2 separate regions of the Homo sapiens genome follow, and region 2 is linked to region 1. The links are chromatin contacts, found by Hi-C or POLR2A ChIA-PET in ENCODE. All regions are on one chromosome and are shown on one strand. Each heading gives the region's core, a stretch centred on a gene start or an enhancer-like site at or near the end of the contact. The rest is flanking DNA. Distances are from core to core; before and after follow the strand shown.

Evidence for each region. A loop is a pair of places that touch in the nucleus more often than their neighbours do. ChIA-PET counts read pairs that join two places held with the same protein, here RNA polymerase II (POLR2A). Pooled maps may share reads with other maps.
Region 2: a pooled map shows a loop between it and region 1 (1.9-fold over the local background). The contact joins two enhancer-like sites. A Hi-C loop is called at or near these places in 1 of 37 single-sample maps with no recorded cell type and 2 of 50 pooled maps. POLR2A ChIA-PET finds 5 or more read pairs at or near these places in 1 of 52 experiments (OCI-LY7).

The regions. Positions count from the first base shown.
Region 1 is chr16:23,858,761-23,865,348 of GRCh38, reverse strand. All of the region lies in intron 2 of PRKCB (protein kinase C beta), which reads right to left. Among named protein-coding and RNA genes, the nearest start is that of PRKCB, 26 kb to the right of the region's middle. Within about 2 kb of position 1,493, at least 7 of the 41 ENCODE cell types and tissues checked have a DNase peak (open chromatin) inside an H3K27ac peak, as active enhancers do; they include OCI-LY7, where a contact is called at or near this core.
Region 2 is chr16:24,978,824-24,985,043 of GRCh38, reverse strand. It overlaps ARHGAP17 (Rho GTPase activating protein 17), which reads left to right. Exons shown (of 20, transcript NM_001006634.3): 2 at 6,039-6,078. Among named protein-coding and RNA genes, the nearest start is that of ARHGAP17, 33 kb to the left of the region's middle. Within about 2 kb of position 4,788, at least 12 of the 41 ENCODE cell types and tissues checked have a DNase peak (open chromatin) inside an H3K27ac peak, as active enhancers do; they include OCI-LY7, where a contact is called at or near this core.

The DNA.
Region 1 (6,588 bases), core at 244-2,743:
TCTGAGTGACAGAATGAGATCCTGTCCAAAAAACAAACAAACAAACAAAAAACCACACACACACACACACACACACACACACAAACAAAACAGAAAATAAATCTTGATTTCTATTTCTTCCTCGTTCAATCTTGTGAGGTTGTGTGCAAAGGAAATTTACCCATTTCCTCTAGGTTTTCTAACTTGTGTGCATAGAGGTGTTCATAGTCATCCCTGAGGATCTCCTGTGTTTCTGTGGGATCAGTCATAATGTCAGCTTGGTCATTTCTGATTGTGCTTATTTGGATTGTGTCCTTTGCAGCAACATGGATGCAGCTGGAGGCCATTATCCTAAGCAAATTAATGCAGAAACAGAAAACCAAATACCACATGTTCTCACTTCGAAGTGGGAACTAAACATTGGGTACACAGGGGCATAAAGATGGAAACAACCGACACTAGGGACCCCAAGAGGGAGAGGGCATAGGGGAAGGGGGTCAAAAAACTACCTATCAGATGCTAGGTTCACTATGTGAGTGGCGCGACCAATAGAAACCCTAACCTTAGCATCACGCTCCATAACCACGTAACGAAACTGCACATGTACTCCCTTAATCTAAAATAATTTAAAAAAAACAAAAAAAGAAATCTCAGAGGCCCTGGTCGTGAGAAGCACCCAGCCTCCACTCAGGGATGGAGGGATACAGAAGCAAACTCCACCTTCCGTTTCCTGTTTGATCACAGCAACTCCCAATGCAGGTCTCTGCTATAAGAAGTAGATACAGGTTTTTTCTTTTCCATCACTTATCATAATCTAGAACGACCTCTTATTTTGTTTGTTTGTAATCTTGTTTATTATCTGTAGGTTACATGAGGAGCAAGGGCTATCTTGCCTATTGCTGTATCCCCAGTATACAGTAGGAGCTCAATAAATTTTTCTTTTCAAGATGAGTTCTCACTATACTGCCCTGGCTGGTCTCAAGATCCTGGGCTCAAGTGATCCTCCCGTCTCAGCTTCCCAAAAGACTGGGATTGCAGGCGTGAGCCACTGTGCCCGGCAATAAATATCTTTTCTTAATCTCGAAGGTGAGGATACTTCTAGCAATACAGCAATAAGCCTGAAACACAGTACCTGAGGGTGGGAGAGCTCACTGAGCAGAGATGGTGTTTAGGAAAGAAGTAGAAATGCCTCTACTTCGGAAGGGACCATTTCTGTTCCTAAAATAAATAAAATCATATGATTTTCCTAGGACTATTTTTTGTGGCTCTATGGGTTAAGAGTCAGAACCTTCATGTTAGTCGCCCTACAAAGGAACAAGGGAGATCCTTATTACTAAGTTTTGAAGTTTGACCTCAGCTTAGCTAAGATTTTACTCTGTACCCATTACTGACGGGCTGGTACAAAAATAAGAGCAGTAACTTCCTCTTTTATTTAAACAAAGAGAGAGAGAGAGAGAAATAACGTACTGAACTCTGAACTTCCTCTCTTTTAACCACAACTTACTACTGACTTTTACTTTGGTAAAAAGATTACCAAATCAGGCACATTCTTGGTGCTGATGGATAGTTTCTATCCAAAACTCTGCCTGGAACATTGTCTACTAATACCAATTTTAATATAGGAGCCAGTCCAGGAACCCTGATTGGAAGCGGACAAGACTGACTCCAGGCTGCCATAAAACTGCCCAGCTCAGCTTTGGGGCTGCTACAGTTACATTTACAGGATAGACACTTTCCATACGAAAATGAAACTGCATTCAAAATGCAATTCTATTTCGAGGCACAAATCCACAGCTAGATAGGGCAGAGGAGCTGGGACATCGGGTGCAGCAGCCTAAGTTTGGCCCCAAGCTCTGCCACTTAAGAGCTCTGTGACATTGTATTACAGGAAAGGAGTCCTGATCCAGACCCCAAGAAAGGGTTCTTGGATCTTGCACAAGAAAGAATTCAGGGTGAGTCCACAGTGCAAAGCAAAAGCAAGTTTATTAAGAAAGTAAAGTGGTGAAAGAACAGTTACTCCATAGACAGAGTAGGGGGTTCCTAAAAGTAAGAGAAGGAGCACGTCCACCCTAGGTAAAATATTCGTGTGTGTGTGTGTGTGTGTGTGTGTGTGTATGTGTATATATATGTATATATATACACATATATATGTATGTATATATACACATATATACGTATGTATGTATACACATATATACATATATATGCATGTGTATATATATACACATACACATGCATATATATGATTATATGATCATATATGTTATATATTATATAATCATATATATAAATCATATATATATGATTTTAAAAATCATGGAGAGATGTGTTCTGCTACAAGGGTTTGTGATAAAGGATTAATTTTCTTAATTACTCTGTTTTGCAATAATCAATATTATTATCCTTAAAGCAAAATTAGGAATGCCTTTGTTCTCAAGATATCGGGATAGCTGGACACTGCCAAGCCTGGCTCTGTTTAGTAAACATTATCAATCTGTTCCCTTAACTGTAGACATCTAGAGGCTAGGAATACCTTTCTTTCTGGGAATGCAGCCCAGCAAGTCCCGGTCTTATTTTCCTAGCCCTTACTCAAGATGGAGTCACTCTGGCTCAAGTGCCTCTGACAATTGGGGAAATGACTTCACCTCTCTGGGCGTTAGTTTTCCCATGTGTTAGACAGAAAAGAGTCTCGTTTCTGTTATGGGCAAGCAAGCTTCAGCTAGACCCAACCTTTCCATAGGTAACAAGTAAAAACTCTCAACGAAAAAAAAATTTTTTCCTGAAATTACTCGAAAGTGAACAAAAGAAAGCAGATTCTGCAGAGAGGTTGAAACTTGGAAGAAGGGAATGGTCATTTTACAGCTTTTCCCCTGAACGCAAGCTGCTGTCAGCTAAAACTTCAACATGAAGCCTCAAGTCTTTCTGGTGTACAGAACCAGAGGACAGGTTTCAGGTCACTCACGGCTTCTGGAAAGTGAGGAAGGAATTCCATAATAGAGACAGCCAAGAGAGAAGAGCCCCAAATTCTGTGTCTAAACCCCACCCAAATGTCTGGCTGACTCTTGAACCATGCATGCATGGGGCAGTCCCAAAGAAGACTCAAGGATAAAATAAAAAACAGAACTGACATCTGAGCTGGTGTCCCAGAGACAGTCTACTGTCCAACCAAGTCAATGGCCTACTAAAACAAAAACATCAATGCTTTTCAGAGAAATACGAATGAATCCAGAGTCTCCACAGCACAACACTTACAGTGTCCAGGATACAATCCAAAATTACCCGACATACAAAAAACCAGGAAGATAAGACACAATCTCAAGAGAAGCTAATCAACCAGGAAAAAAGGGGGAGGAGCAATGATTCAGAGTAGGTTGAGGCAATAACCTCAAATTGTGTGAGATACAATGCATTCTACTGGAAAGAACAGAAAACCCATCTTAAGACGTTTTAAGCAGTAAGAGAATTATCTAACAAAACAAAATTTCAAGAGATAGAGCTATATCAAGATTAGTGAATTCAGGGGCTCAAGGATATTGTGAAGGAGACAGATCCTCTCCCTCTTTTTACACTGCCATTTACAGCTTGCCAACCTTGTCCCTCATGGTCAAAACATAGCTGCCACAGCTCCAAGCACCACATGCAAATGTGACATGAAATACTTAAACACAAATCCTTTGTCCTATGTCCCCTTCCTTCCTGCTTTGCCCTGTGAGTATGTGATTCTGGGAGCTATCACAGCCTTCCTGGGACCAAGAAGGGAGACACTGATCACATTTTGAGGATGGCAGAGCAAATAACTGAGAGGCGCTTGATGACAGTGTTAAGTCTTTGATTAAACCAACCCTGGAACCACCAGCCTCCTTGTTAGGCTCGCCAGATATTCTGTTTTTAAGAACCAAAGCAGGTCAGGCATGGTGGCTCATGCCTGTAATCCCAGCACTTTAGGAGGCGGAGGTGTGAGGATTGCTTGAGCCCAAATTCAAGACCAGCCTGGGAAACACAGTGAGACCCTGTTTCTATAAAAAATAAAATAATTAGCTAGGAATGGTGGGACATGCCTGTAGTCCCAGCTACCTGGGAGGCTGAAGTGGGAGGTTTGCTTGAGCCTGGGAGGTTGAGGCTGCAGTGAGCTGTGTTTGTGCCACTGCACTCCAGCCTGGGTGACAGAGCAAGACCTTGTCTCAAAAAAAAAAAAAGAACTAATGCATCCTATCTGAAACAACCTCCAGAATTGGAGAGCTAGTAACACTTGCTATAAATAGAAGGTGAGTATGAAGAACACAATGAAAATTTAAATTATTAAATTCTAGCAGGTACATAGCTCTGAGTCTGAGATTGCTTCATTCTTTTAGCTTAAAAGGGAGATTTGCATGCATTAGAAAGATGTTTAGGACATGATAGCACCAAACTAAGACACTCTCCTTAACCCGAAGAATTAAAAGAAAAAAACATTTTTTTCTTTTTTATACTGAGTCTCATTCTGTTGCCTAGGCTAGAGTACAGTAGCGCGATCTTGGCTCACTGCAACCTCTGACTCCGGGTCCAAGCAATTCTCCTGCCTCAGCCTCCCGAGTAGCTGGGAGTACAGGCACACACCACCATGCCCGGTTTTTTTGTTTTGATTTGTTTTGTTTCTTTTTTTTTTTAGTAGAGATGGGGTTTCACCATGTTCACCAGGCTGGTCTGGAATTCCTGACCTCAAGTGATCCACCCACCTTGGCCTCTCAAAGTGCTGGGATTACAGGTGTGAGCCACCACACGCGGCCTACAAGAGAATTTCTTTTAAAACTACGTAGTTCCATGTTGTTGAATACCTTACATCATTAAAAATCTTTGAGTGCCACCAGTAACATACTTCAGATATTTTAAAAATGCACCCCTGTATTAACAACTCCCAAACATTTACCTCTATCCCTGACTTCTCATGACTTCCAGTTGCCTTTGGGCACCTACACCCGGATATGGCACAGGCACCTCATCCTCAACATACCCAACGCATAATTCTCTATCTTCTCCCCCAAGCTTTCTCTTCTTCTTGTATTCTCTGCTGCTATTCATGATATTTCTATGTATCAAGCACCCAAACCCGGACTCCCTCAATAGGTGACAACATTTATAGTACTTTTTTTTGGTACTAAGTGCCAGGGTGCCACTGCATCTTACACAAGCACTAACATATTTGATCCTGACAACTCTTATTAGGTAGGTCCTATTATCATTCACCCCTTTTTCAAAATGAAGAAGCTAAGGATAAGAAATTTGCCTGGGGTCATGAGATTTGAATGCAGGTCTGTCTAATTCCTCTTTTTTTCTGCTTCACAAAGAAAATAGAAACCACCAAGCAAGATTTCTCAACTGGCCTCAAAACTTCATTTATTTCCCACCCATTTTCCCATCACTTCTCATTTTCACCTGTGCTCTCCCCTCCATGGGTCCTTCCCTTCCTTGACAACTCTCTCGCTCTCTCTCTTTCTCTCTCTCTCTTTCTCTCTCTCTCTCTCCTAATGCTGTCAACCTCACCCCCTTGAGAAGTGCCATGCTCCCTTTGGGAACCTGGAGGTCTTTCTCTCCTGCTTTTAAAGTTTCCTGCCTTTTCTCTGCCTCCTCCAAATTTTCTATTCTTCAAGCTAAACATCCCCGGGTACTTCAACTACTTCTTCCTGCCAAGTGTCTTCTCTCTCTTGCTTCTCCCCGCACCTCACTGACATTCTTCCTCTCTCTTTCACTGCTTCCTCTGCCTCAAAACCCAACTGAGAACTCAGGCTCCTCTGTGCAGCCTCCCCAGGACCCTGGGAGGTGAGCTGCTCCTGGCATTTCTCCCCCCTCTCCACCATTACAGCACACATCACACTGAGTTATCAATGTGTGATTTATGAGTCTGGCCTACAAGTTTAGGGGCTGCTTGAGGACAGAAAGCAGCTTCCCCCTGCCCATCACAGGGCGGCTGACTATGCCAGCCAGACCACGCTGTGCTATCACTCCTTTTACACTACTCTCTTCTGAGTGGACTTTGGAAAAGATACAAAGGAGGGATCTCACACTTTCCAAATCAGACCCCACAACTTGATATGCCACCTTCTGTGCCCTGGCCAAAGACTGACCAGGGATACTGGTGGAGTAGCTGAACCTGGACCTTCAAGCCTAGGAGTCAGACCACCTGGGTTTGTTGCCCTCTTCAACTACTTAGCTTAGAGACCAGTGGCAAGTTAATTAATGTCTCCTGGGATTTGTTTGTTTAGAGAGAGGGTCTCACTCTGTCACCCAGACTGGAGTGCAGTGGTGCCATCAAAGCTCACTACAGCCTCAACCCTCACAAGCTCAAGGGATCCTCCCACCTCAGCCTCCTAAGTAGCTGTGAATATAAGCACGAGCCACCACACCTAGCTCATTTTTTTTTATTCTTTGCAGAGATGGGGTTTCACTATGTTTCCCAGGCTGGAAGCTATTTAATATCTCTAAGCCTCAGTCACTTCATGAAGTTAATAATGAGATCAACCTCCTAGGGTGCTGTGGACATTCAATGAGATCATGTGTGTGAAGCATCCAGCTCAGTGCCTCAATAAATTAGTGCAGCTCTTCAGGGAAGTATTATTCCATGAAAGTGCCTGC
Region 2 (6,220 bases), core at 3,539-6,038, 1.1 Mb before region 1:
TTAAATTTAGAAAACAAATTGGGAAGGATATATAACAAATTCGTAACAGTACCCTTTGGGATATGGGATTGGAGGAATGGCTTTCACTCCTCTTTTAACATAAAATTTTTAAAACTGGATTTTGCCTCCCCCTACAGACATTTTTTTTTTATTTTCAACTGTGGTTTTTTTTCCCATTTTATAAAAAGATTAACCTTGAAAGGTAATATCACATTTCAATTTTAGTCATTATGGATTTTACTGTGGAAGGCAGTTCTATACACCTATGGCTGCTTTTCAACCTAGTTTTATTGGATTTTGTTTGACATTGTGAATGTCCTTTTTCCCAAAGATGTGATAGACATCCATTCATTCATTCAGTGTGTATTTCTTTTTTTTTTTTGAGACGGAGTCTTGCTCTGTCGCCCAGGCTGGAGTGCAGTGGCGCAATTTCAATCTCAGCTCACTGCAAACTCCGCCTCCCGGGATCACACCATTCTCCTGCCTCAGCCTCCCGAGTAGCTGGGACTACAGGTGCCTGCCACTGCCTGGCTAATTTTTTTTTTGTATTTTTAGTAGAGACGGGGTTTCACCGTGGTCTCGATCTCCTGACCTCGTGATCCGCCTGCCTTGGCTTCCCAAACTGCTGGGATTACAGGCGTGAGCCACTGCGCCCGGCCTCAGTATGTATTTAAGTGGCAGGAAGGTGCTGAGCTTGCCGCTGGGGAGGAGTGATGACTTTAGAGCTCTCTCTCTGCCCTCATGGAACCTGCTGTCTAGCAGGGAGGAGGACGGTAGTGCTCATTGTTTGGAAGACCACAGCCTGCATTGATCGCGGGGACTTGAGCATTCGTGTCCATGGTTTGGGAGTCCCTGGCTCCCATAGTACATGTTTTATGAAGGAAACTACCAGAAATCCATGATTAGAGATGGAAAATATCAGACCAATTGGAAATTTTCCTTTGACTCTCACCTGGTCTGAGCATCTTCTGTCTTTTTGGTACAGTGAACTACTCCAGATTGAAAACATTTCTGTTTTCTCCTTGCCTGGCAAGTGAGCTCAGTGAAACATCCTATTAGCCACACTGCAGGGTTGGACATTGCCACACCAGGTCAAGGGAAAGTGGCACTATGAAGGCCTGGGCAGCACTGCTGCTTTGAGAATTACGAGGAGAAAATCTGTGCTTTACCAAAAAGTAAATTAAAGATCCTGCCTGGTATCAGCCTTGCTTGAGTGACTAGTAAAATTGCAGAATAGCTTCATAGGAAAAAACAAACCCCAGAGTAAAATGGCGAGTGGGAAGTTCCTTCCTGATTCGTATTGTTTTTCCAGTTGCAGACAGGAAACATTCAAGTGTGTTTTCAAGCCCAGAACGTTGGACACAAAGAAGGCTCTGACAAAGCAGAAAAAACCCATATACAAAAAGTTTAGGAACATGGAGCAAAATGTCTGATTCAAAACAATCTAGGCTGGGCGCAGTGGCTCACGCCTAGCACTTTGGGAGTTGGAGGCGGGAGGATGGCTTGAGCTCAGGAGTTTGAGACCAGCCTGGGCAATGTAGTGAGAATCCATCTCTATAAAAAAAATTTTAAAAATTACCTGGGCATGATGGTGCGCATCTCTCGTCCCAGCTACTTGGAAGGCTGAGGTGGGAGGATAGCTTGAACCTAGGAGTTCAAGGCTGCTGTGAGCTGTGATCAGGCCACTGCACTCAGCATGGGAGGTAGAGCAAAACCTTGTCTTAAAAAAAAAAAAATCTGGCCGCGTACGGTGGCTCATGCCTATAATCCCAGCACTCTGGGAGACCAAGGCAGCCAGATCGCTTGAGCTCAGGAATTTGAGACCAGCCTGGCCAACATGGTGAAACCCTGTCTCTACTAAAAATAGAAAAATTAGCTGAGCGTGGTGGTGTATGCCTGTAGTCTCAGCTACCTGGTAGGCTGAGGTGGGAGTATCACTAGAGCCCAAGAAGCAGAGATTGCAGTGATCTGAGATTGTGGCACTGCACTCCAGCCTGGGTGACAGAACGAGACCCTGTCTCAAAAAAAAAAAAAAAAAAAAAAAAAATATATATATATATATATATATATATATATATGATTTATCAAGTATTATTTTTTATGATTGGATCACTTTGTCTACTGTTTTTTTTTTGTCTATAGATGTCTTGACGAATTCAGTCTCTTGCCCCCTGCCTTGCTTTAATAAATTACAAAAACTCAACCAAAGATAACACTTCTCAGAAAAAACCAGCACATTTCTGTGGCCTACGTACATGGCCTATTGAATGGCCTATTGAATGGGCACCTTGGCCGATAGTGGAATAATTGCTGGACTTTCCATATCTCTGGTAAAGGTGAACACTGCAAAACAGTTCACGATAGGAAGCACCAAGGCTTGGACCAGTCACAGTGATGAGGGAGATCAGGTCATTTGGACCACATTATTGGAATAGATGGAGACAGTACCAAGGCCTGAAAATTAAGATGGAGAGTCCACAGGCCAGCAAAGAATCTTTGTGTGAGGGAGCCATTCCAGTTTGTGTATTATACTCCATAGTCATGATTTGTCACTTAAAAGTAATTCTTCCCAATTATAGATCACTTTTAATCTCTAGTTGGGTTTGGATTTTTTTCTACACATTTTTTTTTTGTTTTTTTGAGACAGAGTCTTGCTCTGTTGCCTAGTCTGGAGTGCAGTGGCACGATCTTGGCTCACTGCAACCTCCGCCTCCCAGGTTCAAGCAATTCTCGTGCCTCAACCTCCCAGGTAGCTGGGACTACAGGTGTGTGGCACCACATCTGGCTAATTTTTGTATTTTTAGTAGAGATGAGGTTTTGCCATGTTGACCAGGCTGGTCTTGAACTTCTGACCTCAAGTGATCCACCCACCTTGGCTTCCCAAAGTGCTGGGATTATAGGCGTGAGCCACCACCCCCAACCTCTAAAATTGATTTAAAAAAAAAAAATCTAAGCCTGCAAATCTAAAATTGATTTTATTAATGTAATATATATATAGCCTCCACAAACACAGGAAACAAAGGGGAAATTTCTTTTTAAACAGTACATTAACATTTTCATATAATATATTCAATATAGTTTTCAGCCTCCAGACCTTTTCATGTAAAGTACCTCTAAAGCAGAGGGTCCAGTTAATTTGAAAAAAATGGCTGGAAATACACTGATTTTCTTTACATTTTAGATACTCTGAGGTATGTTTTCTGTTGTGCATTTGTAGAGCTTGACATTGGACCAATTCTTTAAGTTAGGCACACTTCACCCCTGGCCATATCAATCAAGCATGCTACTTAAAAGTGTAAGTAACATGCTATTTTTAAAAAACCTCAAAACTGTGATTCATGTAGTTTAAAAAGTCAAATAATATAGTAAAAGACTTACCACAAAATACGGTGGGTTCACTCCCTACTCTCTGAGATTTCCCAACTCCAGAAGCAACTACTTTGAAATATTAACAGTTTATTGTGACATTTATTCATATTCATAATTATAAGTAATATGTGTAAACTATCGTTTGGGTTATCAAATTAGTTACTGTCTGTTGACTTTCTGTTCTGATAAATGAGGGTTTAGGGCCCTTTCCCTCTGCTTCTGCTCCCCCCATCCTTTCAATACAGTTATAATTTTTCATTGTATTACTATTTGATATTTATATTATGTCCAATCAATTATTTGCAGCTGAGCATACTAGTTACTATGACTATCTTTATGTTTCCAGTGGACTTTTTGTTTTTCCTGAAGTTAATACTTGCCTCGTTTTTATGTTTGCTTTATTTTCTTTGTGGCTGTTGCAGCACTGTGCTCATAACTGTTTAACAACTGCCAAGCTCCTATTTGAATTGTTTGCAGTTGTTTATGTTTTTGATTTCAAGTACCAGTGTGAGGTTACTGAGCAAGGAGTTGGGAGAAGATGCACATGGTTGGTTGGTCTGAGTTGGCTCTAGCATACCTCTGAGCTATTACTAACTTTCCCACATCTGCTTATAGCCCACATTGGGATTGTAGAGCAAGTTCTTCTCTTCTTCTGTTATTTTTTAAAAAATAATTTGCTCTGAAAAAGGACATATTTGTTCTGATTCTCAGGTTGAATCTCTTTTTTTGAACTTGTGAAAATTTTAATAGGCCTTGAGACTTCTCTGTGTATACTCGTACTTACAGAAGGAAGTCATTTTAGAGTTGAGGTGGATTCTGTGAGAGGTATACAGGGCCCTGTCCAGATTTGGGGGTTTTGGCTAGGGAAGAAAGGCAAAAGTTACCCATTCCCTGGTGGCATTTTGCTAAAGGAGGGATGAGGCATTGGCGAGAGGAATGGGGGCGTCTAATGGTGAAACTATGACGATCTCATGCCAGGTGTGTTCTTGCTAGGCTGACTGTCAGGTTTCTTTTTGAGTCTGGTTCTTTGACCTCATGGTCAGCTGGGGCCCTGCTTCCCTTCCCTAACTGGTATGACTACCTGTGTTTGGCTCTTCAGCAATGCCTGGCACCTTGCTTGCCAAGCAAGGTCTAGGGTAGCATATGTTGGCCTGTTGCTGGTGGAACCTTTTCATAGAGTTGAAAATTGGCTGCCTCTGGAAGCTGGGGCCTTGGCTTTGTCTCTAGGCCCTGATCCTCTGGCCCTGGGAAGTATTTGAGTCAGGTCAGCATTCCAGTTTCCTGCAGAAACTGGTGAGTGAGCCACCCTGTAGGCATCTCCAGGTTGACTGGGACAGTGCCATGATGACAAGTGTTAGAATCCCCCATGGCAATGCCCTGTTCTGGCTAACGTGCCATTGCCTTAAGTGTAGACTGGAGGAGCTGTGCGCTTCTTTCCCTTGCCCACAGTTGGCACTACTCTGAGCTTAGCAGCATTTCGAGGTCATTCTAGGGGTCTCATTTACTTTCTGGCCCAAGAGCTTTTCCTGCTCTTGCATTGGTTCCCGGCCAAGATCATACAATCCCTGTTCTGAATTTCCGGTTCATTGACAGCCTTCCCCTGACTCCCTTCACTGTTCAGAGCTGAAACATACTTTTTCTTTCTCTTTTAAAAATTTCCTTCACGCCAGGCGCGGTGGCTCACGCATGTAATCCCAGCACTTTGGGAGGCCAAGGTGGGCGGATTACTTGAGGTCAGGAGTTCGGGACCAGCCTGGCCAACATGGCAAAACCCTGTCTCTTCTAAAAATACAAAAATTAGCTGGGCGAAGTGGCACGTGCCTATAATTCCAGCTACTCGGGAGGCTAAGGCACGAGAATCGCTTGAATCCGGGAGGTGGAGGTTGCAGTGAGCTGAGATCACACCACTGCAGTCCAGTCTGGGCAACAGAATGAGACTCTGTCTCAAATAATAATAATAATAATAATAAAATAAAAATTATTATGGTCTGACAGTTGAGACTCCGCCAGCTCGGAATGCCCCCTTCTGATTGCTGGCCACCGTGTTGGTTTAATGGAAGGGTTGATGAAATTAGTAGTAGTTCAAAGCATAGCAGAGAAAGTTGTGGAAACACTTAGTTTCTTTTCAAAGTAAGGATGGAGAGGAAATTTGAAGGAGGAACTAATTGTTATTGTGTGTGGTGGTCTAGGCTTGCATCTTTGCATAACGTTTCTGGTTGTGAACTGAAGTTTAAGCTTCTGTAGAACAGTGTTTTCTCAAAGCCATGTCTCTAGACCTCCTGCAATGGAATTCTGAGCAAGGAGTGGCTGTTAAAAATGCAGGGTCTATTGAATTAGAATAGAATATCCAGAGGGACCTGGGAAATGGCATTTTATATCAGCACCTGCTGCCCTTGGTGATTCTGTGCCTGCTCAAATTTGAGAACCACTACTCAGGATCATTTGTTCTTGTTTTGGGCTGCTATTCCCCACAAAGTTTTGCTTAGTTATTTTTCTTTGGTTTTGCTTAAATTGCTCTCTGATGTAAAAATTGGTAAACTGCCCCTGCCAACCCTTCTAAATTTATTTCTGCCTGTTTTGCTTTAAACTCCAGGCTAATAATTATTAAATTTTAGGAGTTGCCTTTCATTTTTGGATTTCTAACTCTGAATTTTTAATTTTTCCCACAGAGCTGAGAAAACAGAAGTCCTTAGTGAAGATCTATTACAGGTAACAAAATATAGTCTCCTTTAAATGATCTGTTTAAAGGATGGAAAAAAATTCCTATGTGAGAATTGAGGCCTGTGGGCTTTTTTTTTTTTTTTTTTTAACCAGAAACAGAATAAAATTAATTAGTGTGATTTTGAGCAGG